Linked DNA regions of Homo sapiens: region 2 is linked to region 1. The links are chromatin contacts, found by Hi-C or POLR2A ChIA-PET in ENCODE. All regions are on one chromosome and are shown on one strand. Each heading gives the region's core, a stretch centred on a gene start or an enhancer-like site at or near the end of the contact. The rest is flanking DNA. Distances are from core to core; before and after follow the strand shown. Region 1 overlaps UBE2E2 (ubiquitin conjugating enzyme E2 E2). Region 2 has its middle 43 kb from the start of UBE2E1.

Region 1 (4,920 bases), core at 848-3,347:
ACTACATAATTATTAAGCGAGAAATCAGCATACTTCTATCATCCTATAATTGAGATTGACAGAAATCTAGAATGACATTTCATGAAATCAGAACCCTGAAAAACTTAATCTTCACAAACTCCTAGACAACACCAACTCCTAATTTATGCACAGAAGTTTTGTCTGAACCTCATGAGCAGGTTTACAACACTTTTTTCAGACCTGCAAAATGTTTCACCAGTCTATAAAATTTTGTCGAGCCTTTGCTTTGCAAAAGGAAAAAAGAGAACGAGTCACATACCTTCACTGAAAGAATTAGAAAAAGCAATTCCAGAATAACATCCCAAGTGACAGTCTAATACTAACTGCAGCCACAAACAAACCTGCCTATAAGAACAATAAATAATCTTTCTGTATTGGTTGATACAAGTATTTGTCCTAGTTAAAAGGCTGCTTAAGGAGTTTCATGTTAGTAAAATAGAGTAGATGATGGTGAGAGGAAAGGGGTGGTATATCAGATTCCGTATTGCAGATTAAACTTTATGTGCCATTACCATCAGAGAAATGCAAATCAAAACCACAATGAGATATCATCTCACACCAGTTAGAATGGCGATCATTAAAAAGTCAGGAAACAACAGGTGCTGGAGAGGATGTGGAGAAATAGGAACACTTTTACACTGTTGGTGGGACTGTAAACTAGTTCAACCATTGTGGAAGACAGTGTGGTGATTCCTCAAGGACCTAGAACTAGAAGTACTATTTGACCCAGCCATTCCATTACTGGGTATATATCCAAAGGATTATAAATCATGCTGCTATAAAGACATATGCACATGTATGTTTATTGCAGCACTATTCACAATAGCAAAGACTTGGAACCAACCCAAATGTCCAACAATGACAGACTGGATTAAGAAAATGTGGCACATAAACACCACGGAATACCATGCAGCCATAAAAAAGGATGAGTTCATGTCCTTTGCAGGGACATGGATGAAGCTGGAAACCATCATTCTCAGCAAACTATCGCAAGGACAGAAAACCAAACATCGCATGTTCTCACTCATAGGTAGGAATTGAACAATAAGAACACTTGGACACAGGGTGGGGAACATCCCACACCAGGGCCTGTGGTGGGGTGGGGGGAGTGGGGAGGGACAGCATTAGGAGATATACCTAATGTAAATGACGAGTTAATGGGTGCAGCGCACCAACATGGGACATGTACACATATATAACAAACCTGCACGTTGTGCACATGTACCCAAGAACTTAAAGTATAAAACAAAAACAAACAAACAAAAAACCTTTATGTGCCATTAAAAGACTTCTGGAAAATCTCAAGTCAAAACTACATACAACCTCATACTTTTTTTTGTATAGGATATGTGACATTAATCATAAATTATTTAGAAAAAGGCAAGGGACAGACACATCTTAAATGTTTCTTTTAATCTAACCAATTTAAGAACATAAAAATCTCAGCAGCTGCTCAAAGGGTTAATTCCAAAAACTCAGAAATTTTTCAAAAAATGTTTTGAAAAATCTTGAAAAGCCAGATAATTGGTACCCTTCTCTTCCTTTTTAAAAGATTACAGATGGCCAGGCACGGTGGCTCAAGCCTATAATCCCAGCACTTTGGGAGGCCAAGGCAGGCAGATCACCTGAAGTCAGTAGCTCGAGAACAGCCTGGCCAAAATGGTGAAACACCGTTTCCACTAAAAATACAAAATTAGCCAGGCTTGGTGGCAGGCGCCTGTAATCCCAGCTACTCGGGAGGCTGAGGCAAGAGAATCACTTGAACCCCAGGGGTGGAGGTTGCAGTGAGCCAAGATCGCGCCACTGCACTCCAGCCTGGGCGAGAAAGCAAGACTCCACCTCAAAAATAAATAAATAAAAATAAAAGATTACAAAGCATGTATCTACAAGAAGTCAAAATGAGACAGAAAATTATATTTGGGAGTCTCCAAGAATCAAATGGTATCCTCTACCACCTAAACATGAATTCAGAAAAAGTATCAGGTTAAAAATATTTGTTCTTTCCCCTCATTACTCACAGTGTGACTATATCACTCATCACCCAAACCACAACACTGGAAAGTGAAAAAGGGTGATATTGATAATTTTGCCAGGATAAGAGAAGTTAGGATATAAGGGCTCCCTAGTTATTTTTATAATGGTCTCTCCTCTACTAGACCGAAGGTCAGTGATACGGAGGGGTTAGATATTCACTATTATATTTCTCACAGTAGCACATTCTCTCACACAAACTAAGCAGTCAAGCCTCACATGGTGAAAAATGAAACAAATACACCGGAGAGGACGTTCATAACTACTTAGCAAAGTGTAAACATTCTGACTAGTGGACAAAGACTAAGTGTGTAAGTCTATGGGTTTAGACTTTAAAACTCAAGAAAAGAATGAGAATGGAAATTACTTATGCTATCCCATTAAATATATCTAATGTTTTCTGTATACTAAAGGACCTACAAGTGTTCAAATCCTAACAGTAAAATCTTAAGAGTCATCACTAGTCAAGAAAAAGCTTCTGAAAGTATGGTATACTCCTGGTAAGTGAATAATGTGGGAATATATTTCTCCTCCAGCCCAGCCTCAGATTAGTATGTAAATTGTGAAAAGAGTACACAAATTGAATGTTTTTATTTGCTTTTCAATTGTTTCATGAATATTTACTATACAAAACACATTTTATTATTAAATCTAAATCCTTGTCCCAAAGGAAAAAAAAACACACAATAGCTTTATTGTGGCTACTTCAATTCTTAAAAGAGTAAAATAACCTAATAATTGTTTCTTACTGATCAAAAGTAATGTGTGCCTAGAAGATTCAAAACTGCTAAAGTTTCCTGATGGTACATAAGGACCTATATTCTGTACTGCTTCTCAACAACTTTGTATCAGCTTATCTAGTTTTCATTAGGACTAGTCCTGCTTGGCGGCAGAAAGCAATTGGTGTAGTTAAAATATTTATAGTTTCATTTCAGTTCCACTGTGGTTTGTTGAACAGACATAAAACCACAATCTTTATCATATGTGTCACTTCCTGTAATTCACAACTGAACCCAATTCCACTATTCATTATATAACACACTATTTAACAAAACAAAATACCACAGATAAAGAAAATAATTAGAATCCATTTAGGTTTTTTTTTTTTAAATTCTTTTCTCCAAGAGAGGTGTGAAAAGATCTTGAAAATCTGAAGAGGCATTTCCTAAGTGCTTTTCTTTCCTGCAGCTTTACTCAATTATACATAAGTCATCAATGCCTGTGATAACAGGATACAAAAAATAATAAGGATGCAGCACAAACAACCTAACTTTTTTATAGTTCTTCACACCTAAAATTTAAGAAATCAGCTAACAAATAACAAAACTGAAGGATGTAAACTTCATTTCCTATTCCACCTTCTGGTACTGCAGCTAATAAACAGGGAAATGGTCTACAGGTAGCTGGTAAAAGAAAGAGAGGAAAGGCAGAGAAAACACAAGAGCCAGTTTACCAGACACTAATTACACCTTCCTGGATGCTTCCCTTTTAAATTCCCTTCATAATTCATAAGGAATACGGTCCTTAAATTCATTTCTGGGATAGGCAAGAGTTTAGCTAGGATTTTTATTTTTAAACAAATTTAGACAAATATGAGTGACAAACTTCATTTTATAAGAAATTTAATTCGTATTTTATAAAATCACAGATTCAACTAATACAACATTACAATGAAACTGCTTCATCCAGGTCCCAAATAATCATAAGTGATGCAGTGGAACAGGAATAAACTGGCTAAGCACCAACTGAAGATATCAGAATATTTATGCAGCAAAAACCAGCAGACATCATATAGTAAGTAGTCAAAGAAATGTTTAGCATTGCACAGTTATTCCAGAAACAGGGAGTACACAATGTTTGGCTTATACAGTTTACAGACACACATCAAGCATGTACCATTTGTTCATTCATTTACTTTAAAAACATTTACTGAGCTCCATTATGGTTAATTCAAGGCCATGGAGAAGTGAAGAGGTATATCACAACTTTTGTCTTCAAGGAGCTCAATAATCAATCATGGCATGAACAAATAATACTTGTACCAAGTGAGGCAAGTACAAAAGTGCTATGAGAAAGCACAGGGGAATAAGAGATTTCTGCATCCTGTGAAAAACGGCAGCCTTCACAGAGAAGGTGACATTGAACTAAAACTAAAATAAGGACAGGAGTTTGCTAAAAGGGAAAAAAAGGAATCCTGGCATTCAGAGAAGTTTAACTTACACAAGTTGAATAGCCCTTATCTGAAATGCTTAACCCCAGAAGTGTTTTGGATATTTTATTTTTTCAGATTTTGAAATATGTGCATTATACCTACCTAGTGGGCATCCAAAATCCAAAAATCCAATTGAGAATTGAATGAGCATTTCCTTTCAGTGTTATGTTGGTGCTGAAAAAGTTGTGAATTACAAAGTGTTTTGAATTTTCGAATTTGGGATGCTCACCCCGTATTACTTACACCTGAGCTAGCCCTGGGGTCATGCCAAATGACCCAAATTGGTCTTCTTAAATCGTCTAGAATAAAAATCAAGACTTTTGTATTCCCTAGAAGAAACAAGACAGTAAGTACTACCATGACTAACCAGTAACATAAAAATAAATGGGTAACTATAGGAGCAAATTATTAAAGTTATAAAATGTAGGCAATTTACTTAAACACCAAACCTGATTCTTCATCAATAAAACAGAAATAATAAAAGCTGTCCAACCTACCTTCATAAGGTGGTTGTGAGGATCAAATATAATAACATATAGACAGCTTCTTTATCAACAGTACAGCACAAAACAAAGCAAATAATTATTTGTTTAAGCCTAATAAATCTAGATAATTCCTAATTCATGGATTCAAAAATTAAGTGAAATGTATAGACA
Region 2 (4,920 bases), core at 1,066-3,565, 440 kb before region 1:
TTCGTTCAGTGTCTCTAGCGAGCTGGTGGAGCAACAGCCTCCCTTAGAAGGAGCATATTTGAGCAGACCTCTCTTGCACAGGCCCTTGGAGGAGAATGCAATGGAATCCTGGGTTTCACATTGTACCCGAGCCTGTGTTCCATTTATCAAAGTGCCAAACTCCCTGTAAGGTAGTCACACTTTTAAGGGGACATACAGCATGAATCCTGGGGTCATGTTCTAAGGAGGCTCTGGCAATGATTTAATCATAGTAGCAGTCCTATTCGTTGAGCACCACTTTCATTTTCTCGTTTAATTTTTTTTTTTCTAGATGGAGTCTTGCTCTTTCGCCTAGGCTGGAGTGCGGTGGGATGATCTCAGCTCACTGCAACCTCTACCTCCTGAGTTCAAATGTTTCTCCTGCCTCGGCCTCCCGAGTAGCTGGGATTACAGGCTGGCACCACCATGCCTGGCTAATTGTCTTGCTTTTTTTTTTTTTAAGTAGAGATGGGGTTTTGCCACGTTGGTTAGGCTGGTCTGGAACTCCTGACCTCAGGTGATCGCCCGCCTTGGCCTCCCGAAGTGCTGGGATTACTGGCGTAAGCCACTGCGCCTGGCCTTCTCCTTTAATCCTTATAACAATGCTGCAAAGGAGTCCATTCCATGGAGGAGGAAGTCGGGGCTAATAGAGGCTAAATTACTTGCCCAAGGTCACCTGGCTCCTAAGTACAGCACCAATGAGCCCAGTCTTCTCCACTGCAATTGCTCTGTAATGGCTGTTCCCATTCATGCTACACATTAATCACTCCCTATGGAAATCATGTCAGAATTAATTGAAAGCCAAGGGCACTGGGAGAAAAGGGAGGCCTGGATTTTGTGGAGCCCTGATTTGGAATGATAATACACATAAGTACAGGGAAATGGATGTGTGGAGTAAGTGCTGGGGAAACTTACCCATTCCAGCAGAAGCATTTAGCATCTTACATTCTTTTGCACAATCTTTTCTTCTCTATGGTATCACTGAGGATTTGTTGCCTATAAAAATGTGAGGGAAATTAATTAAAAGTATTTATTTTGCCCCAATTAGAGATGAACTATGGGGGGCTCTAGCAGAGAATAGCAAAGACCCCTGTGGAACTATGAGATCCCTGTAAATATTCTGAGATGCAACTACATAGCTTCAGACCCTGGAATGGGAGGGAAACCCCTGCATAGGGAGCAGTAAATTACCAACTTCTCCAGTAAATGAGAAAGTGACTCTGCTGGCCACTGGGAGCGGGGCTGCAGAAGCCCTATGAGGTTTTCTGGAGGAATCCTGCTTCCGTTCCTTCCCATTTCCCAGGTTTGGCTCAACACCGTGATCCATGGTTACTGCGACCCTCAGGAAATTGCTGCTGTGGGAGCCTCCTCTTTTCCCAATCTACCATGCATACTCTTATTAGTCTTCAGACAATAATAATAATAATAATAATAATAATTATTATTATTATTATTATTATTTTGATGGAGTCTCGCTCTGTCGCCCAGGCTGGAGTGCAGTGCGCGATCTCGGCTCACTGCAAGCTCCGCCTCCCGGGTTCATGCCAATCTCCTGCCTCAGCCTCCCCAGTAGCTGGGACTACAGGCGCCTGCCACCATGCCCGGCTAATTTTTGTGTTTTTAGTAGAGACGGGGTTTCACCGTGTTAGCCAGGATGGTCTCCATCTCCTGACCTCGTGATCCGCCCGCCTCGGTCCCCCAAAGTGCTGGGATTACAGGCGTGAGCCACCGCGCCCGGCCTCAAAAATTAATTTTGAAAATAATGATATAATCTTTAAAAGAATTGTATTTCCAGTGGGCAGCACTCGCTTGATACAGAGCAGCAGGGCCATGTAACCTGGCTTCTAAATCATCACCTCTTTGGGTCCGCACGTATTTTTTATTTTTTATTTTTCATGCTTCAAATGCACCTTTGCAGAAGGAGATGAACTGGGGGACATGTTAGCGCCTCCACGGGCCTGCTGAGCTCTGTTGGCTGCGTGTGCTAAAAATAACTGGAGAGGTTAAAAAAATGTTGAAGCAGATTTAGGGGCTCTTCTGGAAAATGAAACACAGAAGCTGGGCCCTGGGTGGTTCTATTTAAAGCCGATCATCATCTCATCCATTCCTGTGGATTTACATGCGAAGACTCTACTCCCCAGCGGCTGGCTGAGGGAAGGAGGGTCTGATCTGCGTTAGGACTCACCTCCTCCCACGACCCTCTGCAAAGCAGCAGCTGTCCAGAGAAAAAGGAGTGCGCTGGGTCTGGCAAGCAGCTCAGTTCTTTCCTTCCACAATTGTCCCTTTGAATTGAGGAAAGCGAAAATAAAGTTTTCAAGGCCAATTTCACAATTTCATCTTCTGTGAAAAGCAAAATCAACGAGGCTATGAAAAATTACAAGCAGTTAAAACACTTTCATGTCGTCTTTCCCAGAGAGAGAGAGAGAGAGAAAGAGAGGAAATCAGACTGCTTTGTTCAAAGCAACGGCCAACTCAAGCCCTTTTTTTTCTTTCTTTCTTTTCCTTTTTTTTTTTTTAAACACATCTGGTCTCAATCTTTATACACCAGTGGACAAAAGCAATTAGACAGCTCTGTTTTCCACGTCATAATAATGGAAGTCATATATTTTCCATGGCTGTCTCATTTGGTTACCCAGCTCTGCAGAAATGGACTAAATGGAATTTAAAATGTGGGTCTTTTCTTGACAGTGTTGTTAGTGACCTGAGGGATAAGTGCTCCAGCATCTTCTAGAACCACCAGAAGTGAAAGAATAGATATTGCAAGTGTAGGCAAATAAACCTCAACGTAATTTACATGCCTGTGGGACAGGCCCTTCACAATCCTGTCTTTCCAACAAGCCCGGGGGGACAGGGATGCCTTTTTAGGATGGGTTCAGATTTGGAACGATCTCTTGACAAATCTGCTAGAGGATGCTAGAGGAGCTTTCATTTAAGGTGAAACTTCCGCTTTCTCATTGTATTGGTGAGAATTCTCTTGGTTGCCAGGGAGAGTCAACCTAACCCAGCCTGAGTAAAACAGAGAATTGGTTCGTATAACTAACCATAAGAAGACGAATCTGGTCAGACTCAACTGATTCCGAGGCTTCTTGCAATGCTATCTTCTTTTCTGCTCCCTCCACCTCTCCCGAGATTAGCAACTCCAAGAAAAGGATTGGCTTGGTATCAACAGTTCCAGCAATAATTCTGTAGTTATTCTCACTAAGTCAGGTGCCCATCCTTAAAATGGCTACAGGCTTGGGTCAGTGGTCCATTCCTGAAGATGAGAGTGGGGTCTGCTCCATCAAACCACAGGACTGAGATTGGGTAGGGCCTGACTCCACGAAAGAAAATTGTGTTTCAGCTTCAAAAGAAGAAGGGATGGATGCAAGATGCCATAGCTAGCCTATGTGGGACCCTTGTGAGTTGGAAACAGGCACCCCCTCCAGGCTGATGCAGACCTATGCCCCCACTTCTTGGGGAGCAGATGGCACCTTTGACCTGCCTTCCTCTGGGCAGAAGAAAACCCACACCTAGGACAGATAGTTGAGTGAGCAGAACTAAAGGTGGATATTGACTCAATTGACTCCTTGGCAGGACAACATTGTGCTGTGTGACAGACACCTGAACACTGTAAGTGGTGGCACTGGTGGGCAGGAAAACCAACATATGTCCTCCACATCCACCCCCAACCATTCTAAAATAGATGCCTTACCCCAAGTTTTCTTGCCTGACGTGCTTAAACTGTGGCTTATTCATTAGAACGTGCACATCAGCCATTTTACAACTAAATGTTTGCTCAAACTTGGGTGTGTGATGTTAACCCATAGAGGGAGCACTGGGATGGAAAAGTCCAGACCTGGGGCCCAGGAGGCCTGGGATTGATTGCAGCTCTGTGTTTACTATGAGGGCATACTTGCTGTAGTCCTGAGGCTTTTTTAGATATCAGCTTCCTCATTTGTAGGATAAGGGGACCCTTCCCAAAATCCTTCCTTCCTACTCAAGGTCCAGATTAGAAGGAGGCCTGTGGTTTGGGGGTCTTTCTTTTCTCCCAGTTTCCCACTGTTTGTGCCAACAAGTATAATTCTACCTCCAGCCCCCTTCCCCCAGCTGGTCTCCTCAGAAGAAGTTGGTGAAGTTGGTGGTTTTACCGCATTTAGTCGGTTTTACCGCATTTAGTTGGTGGTTTTACCGCATTCACAACAAGAAGTTGTGAAGTTGCTGGTTTTACCGCATTTAGTCACATTTGATCACCTCCAGCTCCCCCTTCAGCAGGTTGTAATTTCCCTCCCAAAAGACATTGGTGATACACAAACCCCCTTTTGCCTGTTAGGCAAATTAGCACCCACTCACCAACCTGGGCCCCTGCAGAAGCTGGCTGGGGACAAACACAATGCATTTGAAAGACCTGAAAATGCAAAGCTCAGCAGTGGCTGACTTCTGTCCCGTGAGGGTCAGGCCCTCTCAGCCTGAGCAGAGGGAGGGCCATTAAACAGGGGCATCTGCAGCAGAGGAAGGGACCCTGCCCTGTAAACCCAACGTTTCCTGCTGCAGGGGGCCCCTGCCAGTGCTGAGAATAGACTTACAGGGAAGAAGTATTCTTCATCATCTTATATGCGGGCACTTAACAGCCTCTTTGCATTTGCCAACCACAAATTCTAGCGCCAAGCACAGAACCCCACACATATCCTATCTCCTCTGTTAGTCTATCAGAACCAAATTTCCTTTTAGGTCATTGTGCCTGGCCCCCGCCACTTTGGCCTGCAATAGTGAGGGCAGAGTGACTAGGTTCATCTCTGCCAGAGCTGCTGGGGGAGGGCTTGGGGACCATGTAAAATGTTCTTTGGGGTGAGTTAGTCTGCTTCTATCTTACCACTCACAGTCAAATTGGTCTTCCAAGGCCTAGAGACTCTGAGTGGGGTTAAT

The links. Hi-C counts contacts between places; a loop is a spot of excess contacts on that map. ChIA-PET counts read pairs that join two places held with the same protein, here RNA polymerase II (POLR2A). Pooled maps may share reads with other maps.
Region 2: a loop to region 1 is called in a pooled map, with 6 times the contacts of the local background. The contact joins two enhancer-like sites. A Hi-C loop is called at or near these places in 8 of 37 single-sample maps with no recorded cell type and 4 of 50 pooled maps. POLR2A ChIA-PET finds 5 or more read pairs at or near these places in 2 of 52 experiments (BJ and OCI-LY7).

What each region holds. Positions count from the first base shown.
Region 1 is chr3:23,323,033-23,327,952 of GRCh38, reverse strand. All of the region lies in intron 3 of UBE2E2 (ubiquitin conjugating enzyme E2 E2), which reads right to left. Among named protein-coding and RNA genes, the nearest start is that of UBE2E2, 120 kb to the right of the region's middle. Within about 2 kb of position 2,097, at least 3 of the 41 ENCODE cell types and tissues checked have a DNase peak (open chromatin) inside an H3K27ac peak, as active enhancers do; they include OCI-LY7, where a contact is called at or near this core.
Region 2 is chr3:23,760,531-23,765,450 of GRCh38, reverse strand. No RefSeq gene overlaps it. Among named protein-coding and RNA genes, the nearest start is that of UBE2E1, 43 kb to the left of the region's middle. RefSeq lists a silencer at 2,136-2,185 and enhancers at 3,931-4,050, 4,151-4,200, 3,785-4,421, 4,422-4,920. Within about 2 kb of position 2,315, at least 11 of the 41 ENCODE cell types and tissues checked have a DNase peak (open chromatin) inside an H3K27ac peak, as active enhancers do; they include OCI-LY7, where a contact is called at or near this core.